Linked DNA regions of Mus musculus: region 2 is linked to region 1. A link is a loop called in an ENCODE intact Hi-C map of the cell type or tissue named here. Cell type or tissue: heart. All regions are shown on one strand.

Region 1 (8,000 bases):
GGTCCACAGGAGTAATCACTTACAGTTGTGCGTTGTATTTAATTTTAAGCAGTGATAAAAGTTAGCAGAGCTACAGGCTGAGAGGCACCCCCCCCACACACACACACACCCCTTCCCTGCATGGTAGCTGACTGGGGAATCTCAGCTAACTTTGCCTCACTCATCCTGAAACAGCCGGGCACTGGTGACCTCGGATGGGAAGAAGAAACACCACGGAAAAACAACCCATCTTACTAGTATGTGAACAGATAAATACATGGAGCAGGGTAACTCGCTGTGTATGAGATCAATTATCCCATCTCAGCTCGAAAAGGATTTCTGTGCCTTCTAGGGAACAAGATGAGAATCATGGCAACAGTCTTGCAAAGACACTACGAATCCAATCGGCCGGAAAACTGAAAGTATACTCACAAGTTTCACACACACACACACACACACACACACACACACACACACACACACACACACACACACACAGAGAGAGAGAGAGAGAGAGAGAGAGAGAGAGAGAGAGAGAGAGAGAGAGAGAGAGCGCGCACACACACACACACAGAGACAGAGAGAGAGAGACTACAACAATAAAAAAAAGTAGCCAGCACCAATAGATACCAGCTTAGCGAAAGGATCTAATTTAAATAATGTGATACAGCGTCATTTTCTGCACACCTGGATCTCCATTGATCAGTGGATAATTATAATTAAAGTAGAGCAATTCTGAGCAAGGCACTTTTTGTAATGAGCTTGTGAAAGGAGACATGTCCAGTCATTCTGCTAATTTAAATTGCTGCCTAGTTCTTGATGGCCTCTACCGGAACTACAAGGAAGGGAAGGAGAAAAAAAAAAGAAAAAGAAAAAGAAAACAGTTTTCAGGGCAGTATCATTTCTGCTGGACTGCAGCCCAAGGCTCTCTTTCGGGACAACAAACAACAGGGATGCCATCTCTGATAATCCAGCCACACGTGAACTTGTGTTGCTAGCATTGATTGCAGCAGGCAGACTCGTAGGAAGTCTTGAAGGCCGCCACACACCCTCAAATGGTCAGATAGTCAAGCCGAGTGCGAGAGTTAAAAAGATACAATAAAATAAGAGAGCTATTGTTTCCAAAAGAAGTAACCAGAGTTGAGAAAAGAAATCCCCCTGCATAGACAAGTTGCAAATGTGTGTGTTGCTAAGAATATTTTCGTTATTTTGCTCTGAGAGAAACAATTGAAAATTCATGAATGGAAGCTTTATAATAAAGCAACTCAGAGCGACCTACACATGGCCGAGGAAGCGATTCTGCACTCGGGAGGGAAGGAAACTGGATTTTCTGAAGCACACGTATTGCTCTTTGGGATGGCATCAGGCGGCGGTGAAGCGTTATGAACGTGGTAGCTTGCATGTTCAGACACTGGCACCCGCTTTCCCCAGATTCCTAACTCACTTCTTCTTGGTGACTTTGCAAAGTTTACCCAAGTGTCCTGGTGACTTTTCCCATGTTTGACTCAAGTTGGAACAGAGTAAAATATAGCTGTGGTCTCCAGATCAGTCTTACCCATTGCCACTCAAAGTCAGAGGAGAAAGAGAGAGGGAACAGGGGAGCCAAGGAAACTTAAACTTTGCTAAAGCCCCATCAACTAAAGGATACAAAGAAATAAAAACGCCCACGTTAAAAGCCAACAAGATAATGATTGTGCATTTCTCTCTCTGAATGTAGAGGGCAAAGCTTGCGTCACTGCCACTCGGAGTTACCATGGTGAGTGATTTATTGATATATATCAGAATGAATAGATCAAAGGCAGTGAGATGACAGGTGATCAATCAAATGTCAAATCAAAACTAGCAATCGAGTGGAAAGCTGATTTTTCAGTGGGTGGGTCTGGCAGGAGAAAAATGAACTTTCCTGTTCCGATTCCGAGAAACAAAACCCCAGCATACTATTAAAAAAGCAATTAGGCAACCCAAAAGGGAAAAGGAAAAACAACAACAGCAACGACAATAAAAACAACAGCAATAACCCTGAAGATCTGTTGTGGGACCTATTGAGCCGATCTGATCCTTAGGGGAAGGGTCCCTGCAAGAAAGAATTCCACAGGACAGCTCCTAGGGTGGTAGTCAATTCCACAAAGTTTCCAAAGCTCTATCTGGCAGAGAAAAATCCAAGGCTGTTTAAATTTCTACGGGGTTCTCTCCCCCATCCCCACCTGGCTTTAAGCAAGAAAGGGAATGAGATTTCTATAAACGGTGAAACCTTTTAGAAAACACGTCCAAAACCCCACTCATTTCCGGGGGTGCCTTTTGCACCTTGGCGACCAATGCTACACCCTCATGGCTCACAGCTCCAAAGCCAGCCTGCAGCCCCAGGCTTGGCCATGCCACACACTTGCAAGCCCTGAGCCCCAGCGACTGGAGACACTGTCCCTGGAGGCCAGAAGCCATCAGCACTGACCTCTCAGAGGGATGAGAGGGGGCTATCTCCCTCCCCCTGCACCCCAAATCCATAATCCGACTTTGGTTCCAGAGGCAAGAAGCCAGACTGGGAGAAAAAGTTAGGGGTGGGGTAGAGGGTGGAGGGAGGAAAAGTTTAAACCAGGAAGGTTTGGTGGGACGCTTCCCTGCCACCACCACCCAGAGGGAGCCTGGAGAGGGAAAGATTGGGGAAATCATTCTGGGGTGATGAAGAGGGCACCCGCACGCTAACCCTCTTGAAAGCGCCAGGGGGTGGCGTCCCCGCCAGCCCCAGGCCAGGAGGGCGGGCGGGCGAGCCGCTGTGCGCCGGGCTCAGGGGCCGGGCACCCGGAGCGGAGCCATCTCTTACCTGCCGCCCGCTTGGGTGCCTGCTGTTTCCTCCTTGGCATCGCTCTACTTAGCTCCAGTCTCACTTCTGGCGCCCCAGCCCCGAGCCGCGCGCGGGGGCCGCAGTCTCGCTCGTCTTTCTGTGGCTCCTAGGACGTCACTCGGCCTCTGTCCCCCTGAAGATCCCCCTGCCAGCGCTCCAGCGCGGGGCCGGAGACCCCCTCTCTGGGTGGCAGATATGTGGCTCGCGCCTGCTGCTTGCAAGTGGAGGTTGGTTCTGCCTTGTTTGTTTGTTTGGTTTTTTTTCCCCCTCTCTTTTTGTTTTGCTTTTGGATTTTTTTCTTTTTTTGGTTTTGCTTTTTGCTGTTTTTTTGGTGACTGGTGAGACACTTGATTTCTTTATTAAACATCCAAGACGGGGTTCAGATGGCAGGGATGAGGGGCGCACACGCGCCACGCGCACACTCGCGCTTAAAGATAAGGGGGGAAACAATCCCGGGAAGACAGTGGATTTCTTCTTTTTCTTCTTCCTTCTCTTTCCCTCCTCCTCTTCTTCCTCCTCTTCCTCCACCTCCTCTTCCTTTACCACCTCCTCCTTCTCCTCCTTCTCCTTCTCCTCCTTCTCCTCCTCCTCCTCCTCCTCTTCCTCCTCCTCTTCCTCTTCTTCCTCCTCCTCCTCTTCCCTGATCTTGATGGCGGATTCGCGCTGGGGAGAGATCACTCACTGTAGGTTTGTTGTTGCTGTCAGATCCCCGTCTGTGAGTGATATGCGAGAGGACAGGAGCGGGTTTGGGAAAGACAGAAAATCTGGAATTCACTCACACACACACACACACACACACACACACACACACACACACACACACACACACCACACATACGCACACGCACGCTCGCTCTCACACACAAGCACTCTCGCTTACACACACACACACACACACACACACACTTACACTCACACTCCCCACATATGCTCTCTCTTACACACACACACACACACACACACACACACACACACACACACACACACACTCACACACACACAAGACAGGGCGAGGCGATGCCAGCAAACATCGATCCCGGCTGAACAAACTGAACATTAACAAACTCCTCCTCTTCTCCCTGCGACCTGATGACAGGGAGAAATTTACTCCCCAGCCGCAGAGCGCCAGGCAGAGGGAGTCTATTAAAGGGACAGTGTCCCGCCTGGGAGAGGAGCTGGAGAAAGAGGACCCAGCCGGCTTGGCTGCAGCCCTGGAGGCACCCACCTCCTCCTCACTGGGGCAGTGGAGTGTCCGCCTGTCTAGATGCCCCTCCAAGAGGAAGAAAAGGGGGAGTGGGAAGGAAGGGGGCGGGGCTCTGGCAGAGTTGGAGACAGTTAGAGTTGGAGATTAGAAGGGGACAATCTAGGTTTGCTTGGGAGACAGATTAGGGGGATGGGACTATATCCAGTCTCAACCTGTTCTCCAGCAAATAACCTCCTCTCACTATGTAAGTTCACATTGCTTTAACTTCCACCTTCTTGGAGTATTGGGATTTTTTTTTAAACTTCTGCTTCCTGGGCAGACTAATTACATAACCTTCATTGTGTTTCCTTCCAATGCTGATATTTATTGAGCACCTATGGTGCACCTGTTATACAGTCACCACAGTGACAGAGAGTGGGGAAGTCCAGATTGTGGCTGTTATCAAGGGTGAGAGGAACAACATCTGAAACAACTTGCCCCCTGGTGGTGTTCAGTCACTTCCCAGAGGTCTACCTTGCTGAAAATTTGATGTCCACCTTTCTCTATTTGCTTTCTCCGCTGGGCTCATCAAGGAAGGTGGATGCTGTGCACAGCTCGCTCTTTGGGTAATTGCCTCAGATCTCACTAGAGTATAAGTTCTTAGGGAGTTGTGCCCTCGTTTATCGTATTCTATCTCCCAATGGTGCCAAACAGAAAACATAGAGCTCCACCCCCAATAGTGCAATAAATGAAGAGGAAGCAGGGCATGCTGGGAGTACAACTTCAGAGTGGCCCGGATTGGTTAAAACTGAGTGTTGTTTTGGGGCTGAAAGAGGAGTCCATTCTGGAGAGTCTATTGTAGCTGAACCCGGTCTCCCTGGGTACCACTGCACACGGGGAGGTAGGTACCTTTCAGCACGTGTGAACAGGATGACCCTGTCCTGAAGACGCTTTCCTTCCTTCCAGTTGGGTAGAAAGTCAATGACAAGTGGGAAGGCAGCGGAAGGAGGTAGAGCTAGGAGCCTAATGAACCTGATACTGGGCATTGAACTCAGGGCACCGTACATACTGGGCAGGCAAGACATCATACATGCTGGACAGGCAAGGCACAATGCATGCTGGGTAGGCAAGGCATAATGCATGCTGGGTAGGCAAGGCATCATACATGCTGGGTAGGCAAGGCATCATACATGCTGGGCAGGCAGTCTATCACTAAACTATGTTTCTGATCCTCTTCATTTTTTTCTTAAATGTTGAGACAGAGGTCTTGCTAAGTTATTCAGGCTGACCTTGAACTCATTCTTAGATAGGTCTTCAAACTTGGGATCTTCTGGTCTCAGGCTCCTGAGTAGCTGGGCTGATAGGCCTGAGACACAGACTGTCATGAATCTGGAGTATGAAGAAGGAAGGATGTTTACCAAGTGGGGCTGCCTGGGGCAAGTCACAGATAGGTTCTAACCTTGGAGAAGGAGGAAGTTGGGTGACAAGGAGACTCTTGCGAGGGTGGCCCTTGGTGTAACAGTAGAAGCTCCTGGTTCGTAGCCCTCCAAGCCCACAGAGGCCTTTTTGAGGGTGTGCTCACCTTGGTGCTCTGAAGCAGGTTTTGCATCCTTAGATCTGTTTACAGTTTGGGCCACACACTGCTTACTGGAGATGAGTGTGGTCCAGTACAATGCAAGGTGCTTGCTTGGCAGCATCCAGGCATCTAGACACCAGGCCCCTCCCTCTGCTCTGATGACAGAACGTTTCACAGACATTGCCCAGTCTCCTCTAGAGCCCAGATTTTCCCTGCTTGGAGACGGATCACCTCGGATTTTCTAGACAGGAACCTTGCTGCATATGGGCCTTGTTCTGGAGTTGATACATTGAGCACTTGGACTCCAGTATCTCATGCAAACCACTTGCTCCTTACAGTCTGAGATCTTCTGCCCAGAGACCACCTTCTTCTTCTTCTTCTTCTTCTTCTTCTTCTTCTTCTTCTTCTTCTTCTTCTTCTTCTTCTTCTTCTTCTTCTTCTTCTTCTTCTTCTTCTTCTTCTTCTTCTTCTCCTTCTCCTCCTCCTCCTCCTCCTCCTCCTCCTCCTCCTCCTCCTCCTCCTCCTCCTCCTCCTCCTCCTTCTCTCTCTTCAGGAGTCAGACAAAGTTAATGCTGCTGACTTTAAGATCAAAGCATACTTAGATACAACTGAACAGCACTAGGGGTGATGTTGCTTCTGTGGCCACTGTGATGGACTCTCATCTGGCTCCTCGCTCCTCCCCACTATGTATCCACTGGTAATGAGGCTTGACCAGTGAAACCTCAGATGCCTCCCATATGCCCCTTACCTCTTGCCACCCTGACCCTTCCTCACGGGCAATTAATTACCAGCTATGACTAGTTCAGTGCAGTCTTTTTCAGCAGTACTTTTGGGCCACAGGAAATATAGCTCACCGGGCCCTACCCATCAGCCACAAAGTGCTGTTATTGTCACTGCTTGCAAAGTACCAGTTAGTCATCTTCAACAGCCCCACACAAGTCTCTGCCCCACACGTGTAGTACAAGTGATTACATCACCTGGCCTAAACCACCCAGACAGCTCCCACCCCTTATTACAGCCTAATTCTTTGGCAACTGAGGCAGAGCAATCCTGTATTATTATGGCTAGCAATGTTAGCAAAGAGGCATTAACCATGGTTTCTCAGAATACGTTTGGAGAAAGCTCCAAACTTGCACATACACCATAGGGCACATTACAGGACCAGGAAACACAGACTTAGGAGAAGGGGTGGGTAGTAAGGGCTCATCATGAATTTGCCATCTTCTCTGGAAACCTGTTGCCTTGGGATTCATATCATGCTCAAAGCAGCATTTGAGAAACTTCTGTGTTCTATATAAGGGGATACAAGGGATTGTCCTAAAATATAGGCGATGGTAGGATGCTGTTCTAGTTAGCTTGGCTGTTGACTTGACACGAATGTAGTGTCACCTGGGATAAGAGAACTTCAGTTGAAAACTGCCCAGATCACACTGGCTAGTGGCCTTATCTTCAGAATTCTGATTGATGTAGGAGGGCCCAGACCACCATGGGCGGCACCACTCTTAGGCACAAAAACTTAAACCGTATAAGAAAAGCTGCTGAACAAGCCAGAGGAAGCAAGCAAGTAATCAGAGTTCCTCTGTGGTCTCTGCTCCAGTTTCCATTCTAGAACTCTTCCATGGCATCTCTCAGGGACAGACGGACTATAAGCTGCGAGCTGAAATAAGTCCTTTCCTCCCCAAGTTGTTTTTGGTCATGGTACTTATCACAACAGAGAGCCAACTGGAAGGGTGCATGCATAGTGACATACCTCTAAAAACCTATTGCAGGGACACCTAGAGTACCAGATGACAACAGAAAAGGGAACTTATTGGGGCTGGGTCTTGGAGCAAGTAGGTTCAGGACTCTGGCCCACAGCCTTGCTCCCAAGCGCTTCTCACCTTCTCAGATACCTCTGCAGCTTACAGTGTTTTTATCAATCGGTGGAGATTCTCAGCAACTCTTCACTATGGGCACTTTCTGCAGTTTCCAGCCTATCTTCTGGCCTTGCTTCTGGAATGTTCTCTCACTGAGTTGTATTTTTCCCTCCGATTGCTACTAATAGAAGGCCGTACTTAGTCACCAACAAAGGAGTCACTGTCTGTGCCAGGTAGAGGCAGAAAACAGGAAAACTCAGATGTCCCCGAGCTGCGAGGACTTAGCCCTGCACCAGGAGAAGTGCGTTCTCTTTCAGACCTCCTTCATTTAGAGAAAGTTGCAGTTTGACACTGTGTCCCTCCTAGGCCCAGCACCTGATAACACCTATTCTTTTATTTATTTCTCATGTGTCTATGTCTGGGGTGCATGCGGGTGCGTGCACCTTCACGTGTTTGTGGTGCATGTGACATCAGCGGTCCTGCCTGGTGGCTCTCAACCTTACTCATTTAGGCAGGCTCTCTCAATGTGTGCCTCACAGAGCTTGCCAACGTGGGTTGGGCTAGCCA
Region 2 (8,000 bases), 570 kb after region 1:
CATTTCCATCGTGACCCCTTAGAGAGTCTCAGAACGAGTGTGGATTCCAAACTCTGCACACGAAAGGGAACTAAGCAGCCAGCTGCACGCATCTGTCCCACTGTGCGTGGCACATGACTGAGCCTGATAGGACATGTGGCCCAGTCTCCGGGGTCCTGGGCAGCGTAAACCATATTAATCCATGTCCTACTCTATGTTAAGGAGATCTTACAGAAATAGAGCTCACAGCCTGTCACATCACGTTACATCAAAGCACGATGTCACGTCATCATTTTTTAAAGAATTAGCTTTAATTTGTGGTGCTGCCGCCATGCCACAGAACGCTTCGTTCTCCCCTGGGTATTCCGAGTTTGACAGTGATGACTTAATTCCCAAACTTTGGCAGATGGAAACGCAGCAAACAGTGGCCTGAAACAGACATTTGCAAGCTGGAGAGATGGCTCCGCAGTTAAGAGAGCTGGCTGCTCTTGCAGAGGACGCAGGTTCAAATCCCAGCACCCACATGACAACTCATAACCATGCAGAGCTCTGGTTCTAAGCAATCTGATGCTGACTTCTGGCCTCCACAAGCACCATATACATGGGAGTAGAAAAACACTCATAAAATAAAATGTCTCAGGGTGCTACTGATGTGAACAGACACCATGACCAAGGCAACTCTCATAAGGACAACATTTAATTGGGGCTGGTTTACAGGTTCAAAGGTTCAGTCCATTATCATCAAGGTGGGAGCATGGCAGCATTTGGGCAGGCATGGTGCAGGAGGAGCTGGGAGTTCTACATCTTCATCTGAAGGCTGCTAGCAGAAGACTTCCTTCCAGGCAGTTAGGATGAGGGTCTTAAAGCCCAAACCCACAGGGACACACCTACTCCAACAAGGCCACACTTTCTAATAGTGCCACCCCCTGGATCAAACACATGCGCGCCATCACATAAAACAAGTGAACCTTTTCTAAAAATAACCCTAGACATCCTCTACAACACAAGAGCTGCTCATGGGCCAGCGGGGCGCCATGCTGTGCCATGCGGCAATGCGTACGCCCTTTAGATGCTCCACTTAGACCCTCGGCCACCCCCAAGGGGACAGTGAGGAGCCAGTGAGATGTGACCATCTGGCATTAAGAGCCAGATTTAAGCCCCAAATTTATGGAAAAAGTCCAGCAATAGTGGCCCCACCTACGGTCCTAGCACTGGGAAGAGACAGAATTCAGGCCTGAAGACTCTGTTCCAAAAGCCAAGGTAGATGGATCCTGAAGGAAAAAGACAACCAATGTTATCCTTTGCCTCACTGTCTACCCACATATGCACACACACACATACATGCATGCACACACACACACACACACATGCACACACACACACATGCACACATGCTCTCACACACACACACACATGCACATATTCTCATACATACACACGCACACACACATGCACATACCTACACACACACACACACACACACACATGCACACATGCTCACACACACATGCATGCACATGCACACACATGCACACATTCTCATACATACACACGCGCACACACATGCACATACCCACACACACATGCACACATGCTCACACCTGCACACACACAGGCATGAGTAAGCACACTGAATGTGATCCCCTTTGTTCAGTCCTTCCATCTGCAAAGGAAGACTTAGGGCTTTTTGATTGGTTGGTTGGTTGGTTGGTTGGTTGGTTGGTTGGTTGGTTGATTGATTAGTTGGTTGGTTTGGTTTTGGTGTTTTGAGACAGTCTCTGTATTTAGATCAGGCTGGCCTCAAATTCAGAGACTGCCCTGCCTCTGACTCCTGCATTCGGGGATAAAGGGCACCCCAGCTAATAGATGGGAAATTCTTTGACCTGTGGACATGTTTGACTTGGAGCAGGCAAGGATGGGAACTGCATTGTGTTCCTCTGAGCGTGACCAGCAAACTCAGTACAGCAAACAGGGCTGGGGGCCGGGGGAGGGGGGAGGGCAGCTCCCTCTGCAGTGCACAAGCAAGAGCAACATCTGTGGCCTCTGCTCACCGAGTGCCAGCAGCACCCCTAGCCCCAGAGACAACTCTCCACAAGGGAGCATCTCTGTTTCTATGCTCAGCCTGTGGCCTGGATCCTCTTGTCTCTGCCTTCCAAGCGCTGGGATGTCAAGAGCGTCTGACTTGTTACAGTGTGGGTTCTGAGGATTGAACTCGGGGTCCTGTGCTTCTACAGCACACTCTCCACCAGCTGAGCCATCTGCCTACTGCCTGGAAGCTGTGTGAGCATAGGAGGAAGGGAAGGAGGGAGGGACGGAGGGAGGGAGGGAGGAAGGTACCCACATGGGGCCAGCAAGGCCCAATCTCAAACTCCTGGCAGGTCTGCTGGAACCACGAAGAGTTCACTCTGCCACCTCATCTAGACCTCCTCTCTTGTCACACACTCAGTGGGTCCCCAGAACTTAGTGCATAGCTCCCTAAGTTCCCCCTTCCCCTTCTCTTTCTCCCTCCTGAGCAAGTCTCTCTGGGCTTCTCACCCTGTCTTGCTGGCGTGTGGTAACAGAGTTCTTCTCCATCAAGCCAGGGATTCTTCTCGTCCCTAGGTGCCACAAGCCCTTCTCTCCTGAATAAAAATAACGTCTCCTAGGAGCATGACTGTCCCCGACTGAGTGCCAAGGGTCACAAATCTCACCTTCCCGGCTTCCCTGCTGGGGTGTGACATCATGGGTTTTCTGCAGCCTGTGAGGTACCAGCCCAGGAGGCATGTAGTGCTTGAATCCCTGGCCATCAGTGCATGGATGTATTTGTAACCTCATTTGCTCTGTTTCTGTTGGGGAAAATCTTTCTGTCTGTCATTGCCAGACACCAGCGATCAAGACCTAACGGACCCAGCACCATCTTTCTGGAACGTTCTACCTCTCTCCCCAGTGGCAGCATCGGCTGCTCTCCCTGACCTTCGCGGCTACCCAGTGATGATCCCTCATCTTAGAACATCCACATTGGCCCACCAATCCTCACTGCCCTCCAGAGAGCCTCTGGCCTCACCTTCAGCAGAAAGTCACACAGCAGCCTACACGGAGACTCTGCCCTGCAGGTCTAAAGCCAACAATTGATTTGCTGAATTTTTGTATAAAAAGAGAAAGCAAAGAGGGTCTTTGCCCCAGACCCTCACTTCACTGCCTCACACCCAGTCAAACGCAAGCTGAAACACTGACATGATGGTGATTTTGCCAGTCCCAGGTCCATCTGGCAAAGAGATCTATTGATGAGATTCTACGGAGTCACAGTAGGCCATATTTCAACTGTACAAATGTCACCTCTGGGCTTTGCTTATGAAATCAAAAAAAAAAATCTTACTTTTTTGGCATGTCGGTTAAAGAAAAAAAAAGGACTGAAAACGTAATTCACTGATTCTTCATGTATGCTTGCCTTAGGTTATTATCATCGAGAACTTTCCAGAACATTTTGCACTAATAATGACATCCCCCACCAGCAGCCCCTGCAAGAGACGAATGAAGGCTCTTTTAAAAACTTTAGCTATTGCTGTCTTGTTAAACACATTCCTGGTACCTCGGGACCAGCCCCCCACGCAGATGAGAACCTCCACAGAGATAAGACAGGCTCTCCCAACAGCAGCAGGGAAAGTGCCCCTAGGTCCCCCGTTCCGTGGGTAGCACAGGTGAAAATCAAAAGCAGTACGTTGGAAAGCAAGCGCTTAGAGACGTGCGCTGTCTAGGAGATCGTGCGGGTAATCAGGACTTTCCAATCATTGCTTCCATGATGACAAGCAACAGCAAGAAAATGCAGGATGTTGATGCCTAATGGGTTTGCCCTTTGCCAGACAAATCCTTTTACCCACCGCGGGAAAGGCAGGATTTGTACGGGCTCCTGGAGAGAGCGCACACTGCCCTCTTGTGGTGACATGTGCTCATGATTTTATAGACTCCGGGAAACGGTAGAACATTACCACCAAAAGTAGATCAACCCCTGAGACAGATGGGAGTTGACAGCTTCCCGCCCTCTTGACCAGGAAACAAGCTGTTTGTTCCTTTGCTCAATAGCTGGGAGAACTCTGCCAAGACGGAAAAAGTCAGTGTAATTCTTCAAATGTTTGAACTCCATCAAACGGACTAAGAAGTGCACAGGAACTGCAGGCAGAACGGGTGAGTTGCAGTCTAACAGGAACTTCCCTCAGATCTTGAGCTGCCAATAAGGTATAAGAAATGGTCAGGTTTGGGACCAGCGAGATGGCTCAGAGGGCAAAGGGTGCTTGCCACCAAGCCTGATGGCCTAGGTTCTACCCCTGGAGCCCAGATGAAGAAAAGAACCCATGCCTGCAATTTGTCCTCTGACCTCCATAGCACCCTGTGGCCTGTGTGTTTGTGCATATTTGCGCATCACACACACACACACATACACATGTGCACACACACACATACACACAGGCACAGGCACACACACAGGTACATGCACACACATGCACACACACATACATACACAGGCACATGCACACACACATATACACTCACATGTGCATACACATACACACGCACACACAAGCATGCACACAATAAATAAATAAAATTTTTAAAAAACTTTGATATTCAAAATTAACAAGCCCCCCCACACACACACACACACACAAAAGAAGATGGACACTGAGGAGGGAAGAGGGAGGGGCAGAGTTAGGGATCGAGGGAAGAAATTTGGCTGGAACCCCTGCATTTAACTGGAGGTACAACTGATTTTTACCTCCTAAAAAGGATGCATTTACTATTTTCAACTGTCTTCATCTACCCTGTTACAGGCACATCCTAATTTTTGCTAATTCCCCACAGCCAAGAAAGGGAAACTATTCACTTGGCCCCGGCTCTGGGAACTGTTTCTAAGCCGGTGCTGTGGATCTGCGGAAATGCAAATGTCATTTCTAAATTTAGCGTGAGAAAGCCAGAGAATCAGCATTTCTGTTGATGGAACACCTTCTCGGGAAGTAGCACGTGCGGAAGCAAGCAGGCAACGCTTTTCTCTGACACTTGGAACAGTCCAGCGTCTCCCTGGCCAGCCCTGCCTCCGGGAGGGGCTCCCAGAGGATGCGTACCTGCGCAGACCTGAGGCAAGTCTCCTCTCCTTCCTTCCTCGAACAGCACCAGATTGTGACCCTAAGCAAGGCACTTCCTGGGCCTCACCCTCCTCTCCTCCAAAAGAAACAGAAAAACTTCACATCCTAGAGACACCTACATCCTCCGAATGAATCCAGAGGATGGAGACCATTATTTTCTTCATTGGTACAGCCTCTGCTAAGTTGCTGTGTGTCTGTCAGCAACCCCTCTCCCAGCCTGCAAGTTAGCAAGCCAAATCAAGTCATTAGGAGACACACATACACACACACATAGAAACACACATACAGACACATGTAGAAGCACACATAAACATGTACACACACATACATGCACCCACATACACATGTGCATACACATACACACACATAGAAACACACATACATGCACCCACATAAACATATGCACACACATACACATATAAACACACATGCATACACACACACACACACACACACACACACAAGTAGAAGGGATTGTGTTAGAAGAGATCAGCAAGAATGGGAGGAGCCATGACAGGGTAATGGGTAAACATGATGAAAAAACACTATGCACATGTATGAAAATATTATGAGACCAACTATTATATATAATTAATATATGCTAATTAACTATTTGTATAATTCATATATGCTCATTCTAATGTTTGGAGGTTTTTTCCCCCCATAGGGAAGATTCCTATGCTGGACCAAGCAAGAACATTTGTGATATAGAAAGTATAGTGTAGGATTTAAAGCTAGTCTTGGGGCTGGAGGATGGCATAGCAGTTAAGAGCACTGACTGCTCTTGCTGAGGACCAGGGCTCGGGTCCCAACATACACAGCACAATCTCCTGCTATCCCACCTCCAAGAAACCTAACGCCCTCATTTGCTCTCAGATGCACACACACACATGCGTGCACACGCACACACACCAAATAAATAGTGAAGTACATCTGAACAATTAAAAACTTAAAATCTTGATGACTGTAAATATAAGGACACAGTGGCCTCAGGCCACTCCTTAGCCCACTGCCTGCCCTCTCTGGTCAGCTCCTTAGCCCACTGCCTGCCCTCAGACCTCCCTCCAGCCTTCTGGAATGCTCCATATTACTGCTCCACCAGCACCATTCTTCATCACTGTCCATTGACACCCTCTAGACACATCGGTGACACCCTTAACTGTCACAGGTCTCCATGCCCCTTCACTTAGTCTGCCACTCTTGGGTTGAGGGCCCAGTTCACGTGGGAAGATCCTCATACTTGGTTTAATACTTTGTGGTCATAGCTGATTCAGATTGTTTTGAGGCCAGAGGGTCTCCGTGAGCACAGGTAAGCCCTGAGCTCACATTCCTCCCCTCTCAGCCGTCTAAGCACTGAGAAGACAGCCTTCCTGCACCACACCAGACTTAGAGTCCTAAGCAAGTGTCAATCACTCTCACTTCTCCAGGGCCCTACAAGCCATAAGCCCATCTTTATAACCCAGACTTGGCAACTGTCAATGTCGGAGGGGAGAGCGGTGCGGGGAAGGGGGTTGCCCTGATTTCTCCATTAGGGTGGGAGACAGTACTGCCTTAGTTTTGTCTGGTCTAGCAACAGCCATTTCTGTAATTGCAAAAAATGTTCTGTCTTTTTGCAGCCCCAGGTGTCAGCCACTAGCCTCTTGTGGCCACAGAGCACAAGACACATAGCCAGGGAAACTCGTGGACTGGAATGTATATTGTAATTATAATTAATGTCCATTAAAACTAAGATAGCCATGGGCTAGAGAGATATCTCAGCAGTTAGGAGCACTGGGTGCTCTCTCAGAGACCAGTATTGCATGTTCAGTTCCTAGCACCCGTATCAGGCAGCTCACAATTATCACTCAGATGAGTTACTGCCCTATTGCTGTGATGAGACACCATGACCAAAACAACTCTTTTAAAAGAAAGCATCTTAACTGGGGGCATAGTTATCACGGCAGGGAGCAGACAGGCATAGTCCTGGGGTGTAGCTGAGACCCACAGGCAGAAAAAGAGACTAGGCCTGGTGTGGGCCACTGAAACTTCAAAGCCCACTCCCAATGATTCACCTCCTCCAACAAGGCCGCACTTCCTAATCCTTCCCAAACAGTTCCACTAACCCTAGACTACGCATGCAAGAATCTGAGCCTAGAGGGGACCATTCTCATTCAAAGCACTACACCTTCTGGTCTCCACAGGCACCCGAATGCTTGTGCAAATATTTACACAGAGACAAATAAATAATAAATAAATAAATAAATAAATAAATAAAGGAAGAATCTTTTAAAGAAGTGACATTGTCTCACGTAGCTGGTAGCTACTATAGTGTGCAGTCTTACCCATAATGCTCCGCACAGCAATTTAGGTACACCCAGATGAGAAGAGCTGCTTCGAAGGAGTTCCCCAGGAGCAAAAGAAATGGGTCAAGGGTTGTGAACACTGGCTTCTCTTACCAAGAACCTGGGCTCAATTCTCAGGACACCCATGGCACCTCACAACCTTCAGTAACTCTGGTTTCACGGGATCTGCCGCCCTCTTCTGGCCTCTGCTGGCATTGCACACACATGATCCATATTCTTACATGCAGGCAAAACACCCCTACCCATAAAATAAAAGTAATAAGTGTTTTTAAAATGTGTGTGTGTGTGTGTGTGTGTGTGTGTGTGTGTGTGTGTGTGTGTGAAAATCTTCCCAGCATCAATCACGTTGGTACTTTGATATATCCCAGAGTCTTTCAACTCTTCCAGGTCAAATAATAGCAATATAACCACCATTTCTAAAAGAATTTCATTGCCCAGAAAAATGTCCCAGCCACCACGAATGAAGGAAGCATTTTTAAAACCACATCTAATCTAGTCACATTCTAGGGGAGGAAGACACGTTTCTGCTAACACTTGGTTCCTATATTTTTGACTCTTGAGA

Evidence for each region. Hi-C counts contacts between places; a loop is a spot of excess contacts. Peaks named below come from ENCODE experiments on the same cell type or tissue, not always from the same donor. Only the 100,000 strongest peaks of a DNase experiment are listed, where the experiment ranks them.
Region 2: it touches region 1 in a loop (3-fold over the local background); 6 of 42 quality-filtered maps call a loop at or near these places.

Annotation. Positions count from the first base shown.
Region 1 is chr2:169,628,577-169,636,576 of GRCm38, reverse strand. It overlaps Tshz2 (teashirt zinc finger family member 2), which reads right to left and starts at 4,068. Exons shown (of 2, transcript NM_080455.3): 1 at 2,798-4,068. The coding sequence starts at 2,837. It overlaps Gm34294 (a long non-coding RNA gene), which reads left to right and starts at 6,099. Exons shown (of 2, transcript XR_003953971.1): 1 at 6,099-8,000. In heart, CTCF peaks have their summits at 2,799 and 4,513 (motif pointing left); DNase peaks (open chromatin) are centred at 2,396, 2,836, 3,536 and 3,996; H3K4me3 peaks cover 3,465 bases; H3K27ac peaks cover 3,618 bases.
Region 2 is chr2:169,057,629-169,065,628 of GRCm38, reverse strand. No RefSeq gene overlaps it. Among named protein-coding and RNA genes, the nearest start is that of Gm52536, 18 kb to the left of the region's middle. In heart, CTCF peaks have their summits at 3,885 (motif pointing left) and 7,596 (motif pointing left); a DNase peak (open chromatin) is centred at 3,948; H3K27me3 peaks cover 1,208 bases.